Linked DNA regions of Homo sapiens: region 1 is linked to region 2. The links are chromatin contacts, found by Hi-C or POLR2A ChIA-PET in ENCODE. All regions are on one chromosome and are shown on one strand. The core of a region is the stretch at or near the end of the contact, and the rest is flanking DNA. Distances in the headings are between cores, read along the strand shown. Region 1 holds the start of TRPM2 (transient receptor potential cation channel subfamily M member 2). Region 2 holds the start of PFKL (phosphofructokinase, liver type).

Region 1 (6,680 bases), core at 26-2,525, 54 kb after region 2:
GGTGGGGTTGCCTGAGAGTGCCCGCCCCAGGACAGCAGCCCGTAGCTCAGCCCCAAGAGCCCGGCACCGAGCTTCGAGCTGCGTGGCCCCGAAGAGGGGCTCAGTCACCTAATGTGATGAGGGGACGGCAGAGCAAAGGCTTGTCTGACAGTGACCGTCGTGTGTAGTGGAGAGGACGTGGCCAGAGATCTGGTTTCAGGGCAGGGATGAGGGGGGATTCCAGTCAGATCTTTTGCATCCCAGCAACCCTCCCCTTGACACCTTTGGGGCAGTGGCAGGGGATGACCATGGATGACCTCATGAGAACACTGTGGGTGTCAGGGACTCAGGGAGGCCCCGCAGGGCTTGAACATGCTTATGTTTCTCATTTGTAAAGGGAGGGCAGTCATCCGGTGGCTTCTTGTGGCCTCGGTGATGAAGGCCACATCAGAGCCAGGGGGAAAGGATATGAGAGAAAAAGATTCATTTGAATTATTGTCTTTTTCCTGGAGTGGAGAGATGTGGTACTCCCCAAAACTTCCTTTCTAGGCTGGGCACAGTGGCTCACGCCTGTAAAACCAGCACTTTGGGAAGCGGAGGCTGGTGGATCGCCTGAGGTCAGGAGTTTGAGACCAACCTGACCAACATGGTGAAACCCTGTTGCTACTACATACAAAAAAAATTAGCAGGGTGTGGTGATTGGCGCCCATAATCCCAGCTACTGGGGAGGCTAAGGCAGGAGAATCACTTGAACCAGGGAGACCGAGGTTGCAGTGAGCCGAGACTGCGTCACTGAACTCCAGCCTGAGCGACAAAGTGGGACTCCGTCTCAAAAAACAAGAAGAAAAAGAAACTTCCTTTGTGGACAGTGAGGGCTATTTAAAAAAATTTTGGAATATGAAAGTAGTCACTGGTGTCTGGAAGCAGGAGCTGTGCAGAATTGTACAGTTGCGAAACCATGTCGCTGGCAGCTGGTGCTGGCGGTGGAGACTTCCCTGTGCGGTGCTCAGTGCAGCTGCACCCGTGGGGGAGGGAGCTCTTTCTCTGGCCCTGCAGTCACCTGAGGTTGTTACCATTATGAACGGCCGCTGGGACCCCCGCATGTGCATGTACTCCCCCAGAGTGTCCGGGGGCCCCAGCCAAGGGACACAGCTCAGGCAGCTGGGAACATGTGCAGGCTGATGAAGAGAACCGGATGAGGGCTTCACATGAGGAAGCATGTGGCCAGGTCCTCTCAGAACATCAGCCTCATCTTCCTGTCTCTGATCTATTTCAGCAACCACCCCATGTGTCTCTAGAACCCCAGTGTAGCGAGCTGGAGAGAGGACTGTCCTGAGGGCAGCAGGCCTGGTTGCAGCTGGCGTGGGGGTCTCAGAATGGAGCCCTCAGCCCTGAGGAAAGCTGGCTCGGAGCAGGAGGAGGGCTTTGAGGGGCTGCCCAGAAGGGTCACTGACCTGGGGATGGTCTCCAATCTCCGGCGCAGCAACAGCAGCCTCTTCAAGAGCTGGAGGCTACAGTGCCCCTTCGGCAACAATGACAAGGTAGGCTTTCTGCTGGTCAGCCTGCAGTTGGCACGTGGCCACGGAGGTCACCGTTGGGCAGGTCATAGCTTGAGGCTGTGACGACGGGGGTGGGAAAGGGTCTGCTGACCTTGGGGGCTCCTGCCCAACCATACCTTTGGGAGAACAGAACTGGGGAGGGTGATGCGTGTCTCGTCTTCTGTGGGTTGCATGACCATTTCCCATGGTTGGTCTGATTGGGAAATCACCGGGTTAACTCAAAAATGTTGCGCTAGAGTCCTGGAAATCTGTTACCCGTGCTTACCTTGTTGCATAATGATTTCACATCCTTTATCCGATTGGGAGGGCCTGGGCCTGGGCTAGCTTTCCCCAAAGCCCTGGATACAAAGACACAAGTATGTTGAAAGCACATGGCATCTTGCAGTCCCCTTGCCAGGCAGGCAGGAGGGTGGCTGCCCTTTTTCCGATGGTGCAAGATCCAGGTCCCCAGATCCCCAGCCTCCACGTTTTCCACCACACCATGTTGTTCCCAAGGAAGGTGGTGGTGCTGTAGAAACTGTAAAGTGCGCGCACATTCAAAATGGTCCCAAGAGGAAATGATTTCTTAGATTCATTCCTCCCTCCTGAATCCCCACCGGAGAGTCTTGGCAAGGTGCTTCTAATCTTTGGCTCAGGGTCGCGCAGGCTTCCTTCCTTCAAGCAAATAGTGTGAAAGCTCCTCAAGGAGCTCAGATGTGTCTCCAGGGGGCTGGGTGTGCTCTTTCGAATGTTGGAAGATCTCAGTGTGCTGTCTTTACCTTCAGCAAGAAAGCCTCAGTTCGTGGATTCCTGAAAACATCAAGAAGAAAGAATGCGTGTATTTTGTGGAAAGTTCCAAACTGTCTGATGCTGGGTAAGTGACGTGATTTGTGTGTAAGACCTCTGACTTCTTCCTTCCGATCCCACATGGAGTAGCTGATCAGGCCAAGACCCCTCAGGGCCTCAGTGAAGGGTCACTGGAGATACCTCTGTCTCCATACGAGGCTTAGAGTCCACAGAGCATTTCCACCTAACCCTTGCAAGCCTCCTGTCGGGGACAGTTGACCCTCATCCTGCCTCGCAGGTGCAGGGACCAAAGTGCAGAGTTTAGGTGACTTGTTCAGGGTCATAAGGGCACTGTCGCGCGGCGAGGCCCAGTGGTGTGAACACAGATGCATCCTCTAATCCTCTCATTTCCACACCTGCCCCCACCCCAAGAGAGAGAGTCCCAGGGTCCAGGAACTGGAAGGGCCTTAGGGAGAGTCCATGGCCAGAAGACTGCCCCCCTGCACAGCTTGCCAAAGCCAGAGGCCCGACTTGCCCCCAGGCCCCACAGAGCCCCCTTTGCCCCTCCTCCCCACAGAGCCCACGACTCAGGTGTGGCCAAGACCCCCGCCCAGGCAACATGGCCACTGTCTCTGAGTGGCTGGATATGGCCCTCCGGAGCCGATGGTGCTCCCCGCAGTTGGCGCCCCTTTAGGCACGGACAGAGTGTTGATTCATGTTTGTGTGCCCTCCCCGAGCAACACCCATTTCATGCTCTTCCACAAATGGGCCACACGCTTCCTCCTTTTACTCCATTGCCTGGTGAGCTCCTACTTATCCCTCAAGGCCTATTGCAGATGCTGCCTCTGCCGTGCAGCCTTCCGTGACTATACAACCTCTACCAGGAAGTGAGCTTCCCTCCTACCGCACCGTGTGTTTCTCTTTGATCCCAGCTGTCGTGCTGTAACTGTGTGGCTTTGTGTTCATCTTTCTTGCTAGCTGCTGAGCTTCTGGGGGGCTGGGACGAAAGCAGAGTGTTGTGTTAATTCCCAGAGAGTGGCCTTCAGCTCATATTTACTGAATATGGGGAGGGAGAAGCATCCTGTGCTTGGGAAATAGAAGAAGACTGTGTTGCCCCAGGGTACCTCTAGTGTACTCGGTACATCATCAGAGTTTCACGGTCACCAATACAACAGCTGTCCCTCCGCATCCCTGGGGAATTGTTCCCGGACACCCACGGACACCAAAATCCCATATCTCGTATCAGTCCCAAAATCTCATATCAAGTCACTGATATGAGATGGTGTGGTATTTGCATATAAACTATGTACATCCTTCAGCATACTTTAAATCATCTCTAGATTACTTATAATACCTGATACAATGTAGATGTTATAAAAATAGTTATACTGCATTTAAAAAATTTGTATTTTTGGGCCGGGCGCGGTGGCTCACGCCTGTAATCCCAGCACTTTGGGAGGCCGAGGCAGGTGATCCACCCGCCTCGGCCTCCCAAAGTGCTGGGATTACAGGCGTGAGCCACTGCATCTGGCTATGTTATTTTTAATTGTTTTTTTTTTCCTGAATATTTTTAGTCTGCGTTTGGCTGAATCTGCAGATGCAAAACTCGCGGCCATGGAGGGCTGGATGTAGAGACAGTGATGAAGAGCCCCATGTGGAAGGAGCGGGGTCTGTAGAGCAGTGGTACTCCAGCCTCGGAGCTCACCCTTGTTACTGGAAAGGGGTCCCGATCCAGACCCCAAGGGCGGGTTCTTGGATCTCACACGAGAAAGTATTTGGAGCGAGTCCACAGAGTAAAGTGAAAGCAAGTTATTAACAATGTAAAGGAATAAAAGAATGGCTTCTCCATAGGCAGAGCAGCCCTGAGGGCTGCTGCTTGGCTATTTTTTTTTTTTTTTTTTGAGACGGGGTCTCGCTCTGTCGCCCAGGCTGGAGTGCAATGGCATGATCTTGGCTCGCTGCAACCTTCGTCTCCCAGGTTCATGCGATTCACCATGTTGGCCAGGCTGGTCTGGAACTCCTGACCTCAGGTGATCCACCAGCCTTGGCCTCCCAAAGTGCTGGGATTTCAGGCATAAGCCACCGTGCTTGGCTGGTTGGCTATTTTTATGGTAGTTTTGGATCATGTGCTTAACAAGGGTGGATTATTCATGAGTTTTATGGGAAAGGAGCGGGGATTTCCCAGAACTGATTTCCTCTTTCTTTCAGACCATACAGGGTATTTCTGATGTTGCCATGGCATCTGCCAACTGTCATGGTGCTGGTGGGAGTGTCTCTTACATGTTAATATGTTATAATTAGCGTGTAATGGGCAGCGAGGATAACCAGAGCCCACTTTCGTCGCCATCTTGGTTTTGGTGGGTTTTACCCAGTGTCTTGCACCCTGTTTTATCAGCAGGGTCTTTGTGACCTGTGTCTTCTGCTGACCTCTTGTCTCATCCTGTGACTTAGAATGCCTTAACCGTCTGGGAAGGCAGCCCAGCAGGTTTCAGCCTCATTTCACCCAGCGCCTATTCAAGATGGGACTCACTCTGGTTTGAACGCCGCTGACACCCTGACCTGCTGTGTCCTGAGAAGCCTAGGTGAGGCCCCGTGGGTCTGGGGCCTCTGCCAGTCGGCTCTGCGTGCTTCTCACATGGAAGTGGAAACCCTTGGGGCAGCAGGGCCCAGAGAGGAAGGGGTGCTGACCTGGATCAGATGTAAGCAGGACAGACTTGCTTCTGGAGGTCCCCAAAGCCATCCCCCATGCTCAGGGGTTTGCTAGGACTCACAGCTGTGCACACAGCTAAGGTTTATCATGGTGAAGGCCTACGTGATGGGCTTGGCAAGGGAGAAAGACACAGGCCGAGTCTGGAGAATCTGAGGGCAGGCTGCTGCGGCTCTCCTGTGCAGGCGCCATGCATGCTCCTTCCTCTAGCCGAGAAGCACGTGGCCACCTGCAAAGCCCATTCGAGGCTCAGAGCCCAGGGCGTGCATCCTGCGCTGGCCACGTGGGCCCCTCTGCATGGCAACCACCCAAATCCCAGACTCCCAGCAGGAAAGCAGCTGTTCAGCACAAACCCATTGCAGGAACAGTCCAGGCCCGGCAAAGCACTCCTAGCAGTCAGGGGACGGAGAGACGCTCCAAAAGCCCCGTTCCCAGACACCACCTTGAAAGCAGGCCCCTCTGAGAAGGCAACCTGAGATCTGCTGCACCGAGTCTGTCCCGCACAGAAGCCGCTCTCATCTCACCAACCACGGTGGTCACTGCAGCAGGATGGGAAGAGGGACCAGGTGTGTTCCTGGCTGTTCCTTCCTGAGGAGTGGATGGAATGTCCCTCCTTCTTGTGGAAAGACCAGGGCGGAACGAGTGGTGAGCATCGTCTGCCACAAACACAGCTTTTCAAGCAGATTTATTTATACCACTTACATGTTTCCATTAAGCATGGTAGGGTCTTCCTACCCCACTCGTCCAGACCTGGAGCCCCTCGACACCCGCCCGGGTAATCCCACTGCTTAGCCCCACGTCCTGGTAACCCTCCTCAGCTCTGCACAGACTCGTCTCATTTCCGTGTCTGCTGTGGCCACCCTGGTCCAGACCTTTGTGCTCACATTTTGCCACCATGGATCTCATGACCTTGGGCAGATGACTTCTCTTCCCTGGGCCACCAATCCTCATCTGTGAGCGCAGAGACTGGAGGGGATGCCTCAGAATTCACGCGCACATGCGGTGGGGGTGGGGAGGCAGGGAGCCCCCCTTGGGTGGCAGGAAGGAGCCCAGGTTGGAGAGAATACACCTCCAAGAGCTCTCATTTCCCGTGGGGTGCCGGGGGTGGTGTCCCGTTTACGCCTATCTGGGCCGAGTTCCGAGCGAGCTCTCCGGCGATGTAATTTCTGGATCAGTGTCCGCAATGCAGTTTCCAGCATCACATCAGGCTTGCAAACGCCATGCAGGTTCAAGTTCCAATCTCATCAGAGGTGATCGTTCAAGGACAAGAGGGACAGGAGGTAGCTTGTGATAGGCTGTTAGGAACATACAAGGACATTTGGGGCAGCATTGGAGCAAGACGGGAGAGCTCAGGTCCTTGTCTAGGGAACTCCTTTCCCCACCTCCGACCCAGGTCTCTCATCCATAAACAGTGGAGGTCACATTGTGTCCGGAGTTGGTTCCTTCCCGGGGGTCTTGGTCTCGCTGACTTCAAGAGTGAAGCCGGGGACCTTCGCGGTGAGTGTCACAGCTCTTGAAGATGGCAGGGACCCAAAGAGTGAGCAGCAGCAAGATATATTGTGAAGAGCGAAAGAACAAAGACTCCTCAGCGTGAAAGGGGACCCGAGCAGTTTGCCGCTGCTGGCTGGAGGGGTGGCCAGCTTTTATTCCCTTATTTGTCCCCGCCCGTG
Region 2 (7,433 bases), core at 2,205-4,704:
CAGTGCTGCTGAGCACCTGGCACCCCCCACAGGAGCCCCCCTAGCCCCCTTGCAGGAGCCCCCCCCGGCCCCTCCCCCTGCGGGAGCCCAGTGCTGCTGAGCGCCCCCAGCCCCTCCCCAACAAGAGCCCCCACACGGCCCCTCCCCTGAGGGCCTGCACCCTGGCAGGCAGAGGCTCGAGCACCAGGCTCAAGATCCACTTTCCCAGGGAGGGTGGGGCGTGGGAGTGGGGGGGGGGTCCCAGACCCCGTCCCTCTAAGATTTGCTTGCCCCTCCCAACTCAGGCCTCTCTACGCTAAGATGGGCAGGTAGAATCTGTGGGGAAAATGTGACTTTTAAGGGCTCTGTCTGTTTTTGCCAAGAGGATAAGCTCCTTCAGCCTCCACGGGTTCTCCTCAGTGTCTGATGTGGCACCCGGGGGTCCCAGCTGACCATGGGGCAGGGGTTCTGCCCTGTGCAGTGGCCGTGCCCCACACACCCTGACCGTGCAGGTGTCTGCAGAGCCCCAGGGCCTGAGAGTGGGCCAGGGGGCCCAGCGCTGGGTAATGGAGCTGCCCCTCTGGATGGGGTCCCCGGGTATAGCTGGAGAAATGAGCGACGGGCTCACAGCCTCTCCCGGGTGGCGGTCTTATTCTGCTGGCATCGTGGGGCCCGTGGCCCCATCCTGTGGGAGCATCAGGCTCCTGAGCAGAATAAGTAGCTGGCCCCGACCCCCCCACCCTGAAGGAGCCACCCGAGGAGGCAGAACTGCCATGAACTGCCATGGGGATGTGCCCTGGGCTTATAGGATGTGGTGAAGTACACAGGACAGGGTCCTCGGTCTGGCCTGTGCCATGGGGACCTTGGGCCTCAGTTTCCCCACCTTTGATGGAATACGGTGAAGTGCACAGGACAGGGTCCTCCCCAGACTGGCCTGTGCCATGGGGCCTCGGGCCTCAGTTTCCCCACCTTTGACTTAGAGGGAAGGTTGGATGGTGACTTCTTGTAACGATGGCCATGATTCTGTGGCTGCGGCGGGGGCGCACCTGGAGGTTCTCACCGTCACTCTGTCCCGCAGCACACCTTCGATGGCATCCTGCAGTGGGCCATCCAGAGCATGGCCCGTCCGGCGGCCCCCTTCCCCTCCTGACCCCAGATGGCCGGGACATGCAGCTCTGATGAGAGAGTGCTGAGAAGGACACCTCCTTCCTCAGTCCTGGAAGCCGGCCGGCTGGGATCAAGAAGGGGACAGCGCCACCTCTTGTCAGTGCTCGGCTGTAAACAGCTCTGTGTTTCTGGGGACACCAGCCATCATGTGCCTGGAAATTAAACCCTGCCCCACTTCTCTACTCTGGAAGTCCCCGGGAGCCTCTCCTTGCCTGGTGACCTACTAAAAATATAAAAATTAGCTGGGTGTGGTGGTGGGTGCCTGTAATCCCAGCTACATGGGAGCCTGAGGCATGAGAATCACTTGAACTCGGGAGGTGGAGGTTGCAGTGAGCTGAGATTGCGCCACTGCACTCCAGTCTGGTCGGCAAGAGTGAGACTCCGTCTCAAAAACAAAACAAAACAAAAAAACCACATAACATAAATTTATCATCTCGACCACTTTTCAGTTCAGTGGCATTCACATCTCATGTAACCATTGCCACCACCATCTGCAGAGCTGTTCCAGCTTCCTGAATGGAAACTCTGGCCCCATGAAACACTCACTCCCCATTCCCCTCCCAACCCCTGGCACCCTCCACTCTACTTTCTGTCTCTATGACTTCTCCAGGGACCTCATGGAAGTGGAATCACACAGTATCTGTCCTTTTGTGTCTGTCTTATTTTACTCAGCATGGTGGCCCCAAGGTTCATCCATGTTGTAGCATGTGCCGAAATCTGCTTCCTTTTTTAAGGCTGAGTAATATTCCAGCACATGGATGGACTGCATTGTGTTCATCTATGCTTTCCTCAGCAGACACCTGGGTGCTTCCACCTTTTGGCTGTTGTGAGTAATGCTGCTATGAATATGTGTGTGCAAATATCTGTGTGAGTCTTTGAGTAAAATCGCTGGATCACATGGTAATTATATTTTTAATTTTTTGAAGAACTGCCATCCTGTTTTCCACAGCAGCTACACCATTTCACATCCCCACCAACACTGCATGAGGGTTCCAGCCTCCCCATATCCTTGAAACAATTACTATTTTCTGCATTTTTCTTTCTTTTCTTTTCTTCTTTTTTTGAGACGGAGTTTCGCTCTTGCTGCCCAGGCTGCAGTGCAATGGCGCAGTCTCCACTCACTGCAACCTCTGCCTCCTGGCTTCAAGTGATTCTCCTGCCTCAGCCTCCTGCATAGCTGGGATTACAGGCGCACACCACCATGCCCGGCTAATTTTTGTATTTTTAGTAGAGACGGGGTTTCACCATGTTGGCTGGGCTGGTCTCGAACTCCTGACCTCAGACCTCAGGTGATCCACCCCCCCCCCCCCCCCCCACCCCACGGGCCTCCCAAAGTTCTGGGATTATGGGCGTGAGCCACTGCGCCCAGCCTGTGTTTTTCTTTTATAGTAGCCATCCTAATGGGTATGAGGTGGTACCTCATTGTGGCTAAACCATGTACGTTTAAGAATTTACACACACACACACACACACACACACACACACGTGATGAAGCTGTAAGAAAAGGGAGAGAATAATGACCCAAAATGTCAGCACAAGGATGCCTCAGGGGTAGACACAGGTGTCTTCTTAGCGCCTTTTAGCCCACGCATATGTGCTTGCGCAGTCTCTCGGTGTGTTTTCTAACATTTCACAATTAAATAAGGAGTAGTTGATATTCACAGCCACCATTTCCACCGTATATGTAGAGAAAAATGCTCAAATCCTAGCGATCAGCCCGCTGAGCTTTCACAAACCGAACACACCGTGCGGTCACGAGGCGGCTCTCCCGAACACCGGCTCTGCACCCCCAGGGCCCGGGGAACCAAGACTTCCCCAAGGGCCCAGCAAAAGTGAGGGAGGAGGGGAGGAAAGGAGGGAGAGGGAGGGAGGAGTGCTGGCTGCTTTCCGCCAGCGCCTCGTTTGGGTTTCGCTCTGCTGAGGCCTGAAGGCGCCCTGAGGGCCCCTGGGGGGCAGGGAGGGGCGGTGGCTGCGGCCGACAGCAAGGAACCTCCGGAGAAGCGAAGCCGGGCCAGACGTGCCACCGGGGCCTCGGCGCTGGCGAAGGGGCGCGTGCGGCCGCACTGGGGCCAGCCCCGCCCTGGTCCCCGGCCACATCCTCGAGACCACCGGGGTGGAGGGGGGGGTCTCACTGCTCAGGGCCCGCGTGACATTGCACAGGTTTAGAAACGCACAGCGGGAAGGTGGCCCCGGCGGGCCGAGGGCGCAGGATCCCTGCTCCGTCCAGGGTCCGTCCTGCGAGGAGGCGCCGGGGGCGGGCCCGGGGCGGGGCGGGCGGAAGGCGCGCGCGGGGCGGGGCGGGGACGGCGACGCGGCGCAGGCGGCGGGAGTGCGAGCTGGGCCCGTGTTTCGGCCGCCGCCATGGCCGCGGTGGACCTGGAGAAGCTGCGGGCGTCGGGCGCGGGCAAGGCCATCGGCGTCCTGACCAGCGGCGGCGACGCGCAAGGTGGGCGGGGGTCCCGGCCGCGTCGCGGCGCAGGGGGTGGAGGGCGCCTCCGCCCTGGCCTCTCCGGAGCGCCCGCCGAGCCCCGGGACCCGGGTCTCGGGCCGGCCCGGCCTCCCGCCCCGGCCTCCCGCCCCGGCCTCCTGCCCCGGGTCTGTCCCCCGCTCTTCCCCGGCGCGGTCTCCGGCCTACGTGCGGCCGGCCACGTTCTCGGCCTCCGCCTGGGTCTTGGCGCCGCCCGCGCCCTGCCCCGGGGGTGTGTCCGACTCTGGGCCGCGGGGCAGGACCTCCCGAGGAGTCCCCGAGGCCACGCGAGCGGAGGGCGCCGGTCCCGCCACCCCCAGAGCCTGGCCCTTCCTGGTTCTGAAGCGACCCGGGGACCCGGTGCCTCCCGAGGGCCGGCGCCAGGCTGCGGGCTTCCGGGACCTCCTCCCGGCTGGGCGGGGGCGGACTCACTCCCGGACCGCGCCTCCTCCTCGGGGCCCTCGCGGCCGCCTTCCTTGTGGGTCTAGCTGGGGAAGAGGGCGGTGGGGAGATGGGCTGCCCGGGGCATTGAGCAAAGCCCAGTTGTCACCCTTTTCGCAGGGGTACTGGGGAGGCCTCAGGTGGTGGGGACTGGGACTTGGCAGAGCTGGGTGGGGGTCCGGCCTGAGGGCGTGGTGTCCTCGCACGCTCCCTCCCGGAGGCCTGGTCCTGCCCACTGCCGGCCTCCAGTGTCTCTGGCCTGACATGTCCAGTGTGGCACCTGTGGCACAGGACGCCACCTACCCTACCCCTCAGGAGGAGAGAGGAGAGGATTTAGGAGACCAGAAGTGAGGTGCTGGGTTGGGAAGGGGCCCAGCCAGCACCCCAAGGCTGTGCAGCGGGGTCTGGTCTGTCTTTTAGAGTTCAGAAAATGGTTGAGAAAATGCGGACACACACCCCCACCCAGCTTCAGGCACCTGACCCTCCTTTTCCCTATCTGGAAGCCAGGAAGAGGCGAGAAGGAAGCCGGCCTTGAGTGGGACCAAGCCAGGGAGGCAGGAGTGGCTCGTGGGTGTCACTGTCTGAACCCCGGCCTGCAGAGGGGGCTCCTTCAGACCTGGCTGAGCCAGGCCTGTGGTGGCTGCCCACCCGCCCTTTTCACAGCTGTGGCAAGAGCGGGAGCTGCTGCTTGTTGCCGGCTACTGGCAGTGTCCTGGAGCCAGTGTGGCTCCACAAGTCCTGTCCTGTGTGGCTCTGGGTCACGCCTTTCCTGTGGGCCAGGGGTCCGTGTTGTCGAGAGGGGAGGGCGTTGTTCAAGGATGTCTTTTTGCACAATAACCTGTGCAAAGGTAGCTAGAAGACTTGAAGCAGGCCGGGTGCGGTGGCTCACACCTGTAATTCCAGCACTTTGGGTGGCCTGGTGGGTTGTGGGCCCAGGTGGGAGAGGAGGCCCGTGGCCTTGGAGGGTGAACTCGGGAAGCTCCATCCCATGAGATTAGACAAGAAAGGCCCCGAGTCTGGAGGGCAGACAGGTTGCTGTGGGGCCAGCCCGCCTGCCCACCAGGGAGGCGCTTTCTTGGTGAGGCTGGTGAAGCCCCAAAGCCCACCTGTGGTTCCCTGAAACACAGAGGGTCCCCAACCAGCTTCCTTGTTTGCAAAGTGGGAGCATCAGCAGTGGAGGGTTGGGAAAGTTGAGAGCCTGGGGTGGCACGTGCCCCCCCCACCCCCTGCCACCCCATGCACAGACTAAACAGAGAAGGGGGGCTCGCTGGAGGTTGCTGAAGGGCCAGCCTGGCAGGTGGTTCTTGGGCCAGCGGGGAGGGGCACCCAGGGTGACAGGCGGTTCTGGATGCTGGTGGAGGATCTGGAGATGGGATGCCCCTCCTGGCCCTGTGGACAGGCCGGCTGGGTGGGCCTCCCATCTCTGTCTGAGCTGGGGGTTCCAACTGCTCAGCCTGGCCCCAGTGCCTGATATGGAGTGGGCAGCGCTTCCTGGCTGCAGCTGGGAGGGTGCCCACAGTGCACCTGCTGGCCGATCATGGCATCCCAGTTGGGCCTGTGCCTTCCTCTGCAAATGTCCTCCCTTCCCAAGCCCCGTGCAGCTGCAGCGTCTCTGTATGTGAGCTCCCATGCGTGGACAGGGAACAGGTGGTTTTCTGCAAGGGAGGAGGACTCCACACACTTCCCCAGTTCAGGGCTGGGGCTGATTCATGGAGGATGATCTGGGGCGAGTAGGATGGGAGGAACTGACATTCTGGGCAGAACCAGAGTCCTGTTTCATGAGTTCGGAAAAGCAGTCTGCAGGGCTCTCCCAGGCCACCACTGCTGCTGCCGTGTGGCTCCCCATGGTGGGTGCTCTGTTTTCCTTCTCGGGGCCCCACTGCCTTCCTAGAAAGGCTGACCCTGGCCGAGGGGAAGCCTGTGGCATAGTGTGCCCTTCTCTTTGCCCTCTATGTCAGCCGGGCAGCAGGAGAGTGGGGACTGGGAGGCACTTTCTGCCCCAATGCTGAAGTCTGCGTTTGTTGGATGTATGGAACAGCCAGCCTCACCATCCTGCCAGTGTTGCCCAGTCCTGGGACTTCTCGGGCCTTGATTTCCCCTTCTGTGAAAGGGGGTTGGGGACAAGACAGGCCACCTTGCAAGTTCCTTCCAGCCAGCCCACAAGTCCTGTCCTGTGTGGCTCTGGGTCACGCCTTTCCTGTTGGCCAGGGGTTGGTGCTGTTGAGCAGGGGAGGGCGTTGTTCAAGGATATCTATTTGCACAATAACCTGTGCAAAGGTAGCTAGAAGACTTGAAACAGGCCGGGCGCGGTGGCTCACGCCTGTAATTCCAGCACTTTGGGAGGCTGAGGCTGGTGGATCACCTGAGGTTAGGAGTTCAAGACCATCCTGGCTAACATGGTGAAACCTCGTCTCTACTAAAAATACAAAAAATTAGCTGGGCATGGTGGTGCGCATCTGTAATCCCAGCTACTCAGGAGGCTGAGGCAGGAGAATCGCTTGAACCAGGAGGTGCAGGTTGCAGTGAGCCGAGATCGAGCCACGGCACTCTAGCCTGGGCGACAGAGCGAGACTCTGTTGCAAAAAACAAACAAGAAAAAACCCCAAAAATCAGCCAGGCGTGGTGGTACATGCCTGTAGTCCCAGCTACTCGGGAGGCAGAGGCAGGAGAATCGCTTGAACCGGGGAGGCAGAGGTTGCAGTGAGCCAAGATCCCGCCACTGCACTCCAGCCTGGGTGACAGAACGAGACTCTGTCTCAAAAAAAAAAAACAGACTTGACCAAAAAAAAAAAAAAAAAAAAAATGGCCCGGCCTGCCTATGCCTACCTTCATCTCGCCCTGGCCTGGGCACTTTTAATTCTCTGGGCCCTTTGTCTAGTGCCCCCTCCCTGCCCCTGCAGGACACCGTGCCCTGCCTTTCCCTGGCTGGTGTGTTTGGACGTTGGTTTCCTGTTATCGCAGGTGAGGACTTAGCTTCCTGGCCCGCCACGCCTCCCTGACATGGCCTCCTGTTTGGAGCCTTCAGGCTCATGCTTACATCCTTAGCTGATCATTAAACTTTGTGACCATTTCATGCTCACTGCTTTCTTGCCTGGGAGCTAATGGTGAGGAAAGGTCACTGGGAACCAGCGCACCAACCTCAGACATTGATTTTGTTCCAGCCTTTTTTCCTGGGCAGGGGTGGCTATCACCTGCTGGTAGGCAGCGGCAGGCCCACTGTCCTGCCTGCCCTCTGACTGCGGTGTCGGCGACTGCTGCCCGAGGTTTATTTTGAGAAAGAAAAGCCGATTAAAGGGCCATTAAAAAGGTCTTTTGAAGATTACAGCTTCCAATGAGGTTAACAGAGAAAATTTCCTCCTTCAGGCCGCAGCCAGTCCCG

What was found. Hi-C counts contacts between places; a loop is a spot of excess contacts on that map. ChIA-PET counts read pairs that join two places held with the same protein, here RNA polymerase II (POLR2A). Pooled maps may share reads with other maps.
Region 1: a map of CD4-positive, alpha-beta T cell shows a loop between it and region 2 (5-fold over the local background). The contact joins the promoter of TRPM2 here to the promoter of PFKL in region 2. A Hi-C loop is called at or near these places in 1 of 168 maps with a recorded cell type or tissue (CD4-positive, alpha-beta T cell) and 4 of 50 pooled maps. POLR2A ChIA-PET finds 5 or more read pairs at or near these places in 2 of 52 experiments (MCF 10A and activated CD4-positive, alpha-beta memory T cell).

The regions. Positions count from the first base shown.
Region 1 is chr21:44,352,346-44,359,025 of GRCh38, forward strand. TRPM2 (transient receptor potential cation channel subfamily M member 2) reads left to right here and starts at 1,276. Exons shown (of 32, transcript NM_003307.4): 1 at 1,276-1,520; 2 at 2,303-2,391. The coding sequence starts at 1,356. RefSeq lists enhancers at 1,492-1,541, 1,702-1,751.
Region 2 is chr21:44,296,599-44,304,031 of GRCh38, forward strand. It overlaps PFKL (phosphofructokinase, liver type), which reads left to right and starts at 3,455. Exons shown (of 22, transcript NM_002626.6): 1 at 3,455-3,592. The coding sequence starts at 3,508. AIRE (autoimmune regulator) reads left to right here. Exons shown (of 14, transcript NM_000383.4): 14 at 1,058-2,050. The coding sequence ends at 1,129. RefSeq lists enhancers at 981-1,040, 1,411-1,470, 1,801-1,910, 5,481-5,620 and silencers at 3,008-3,677, 3,698-4,147.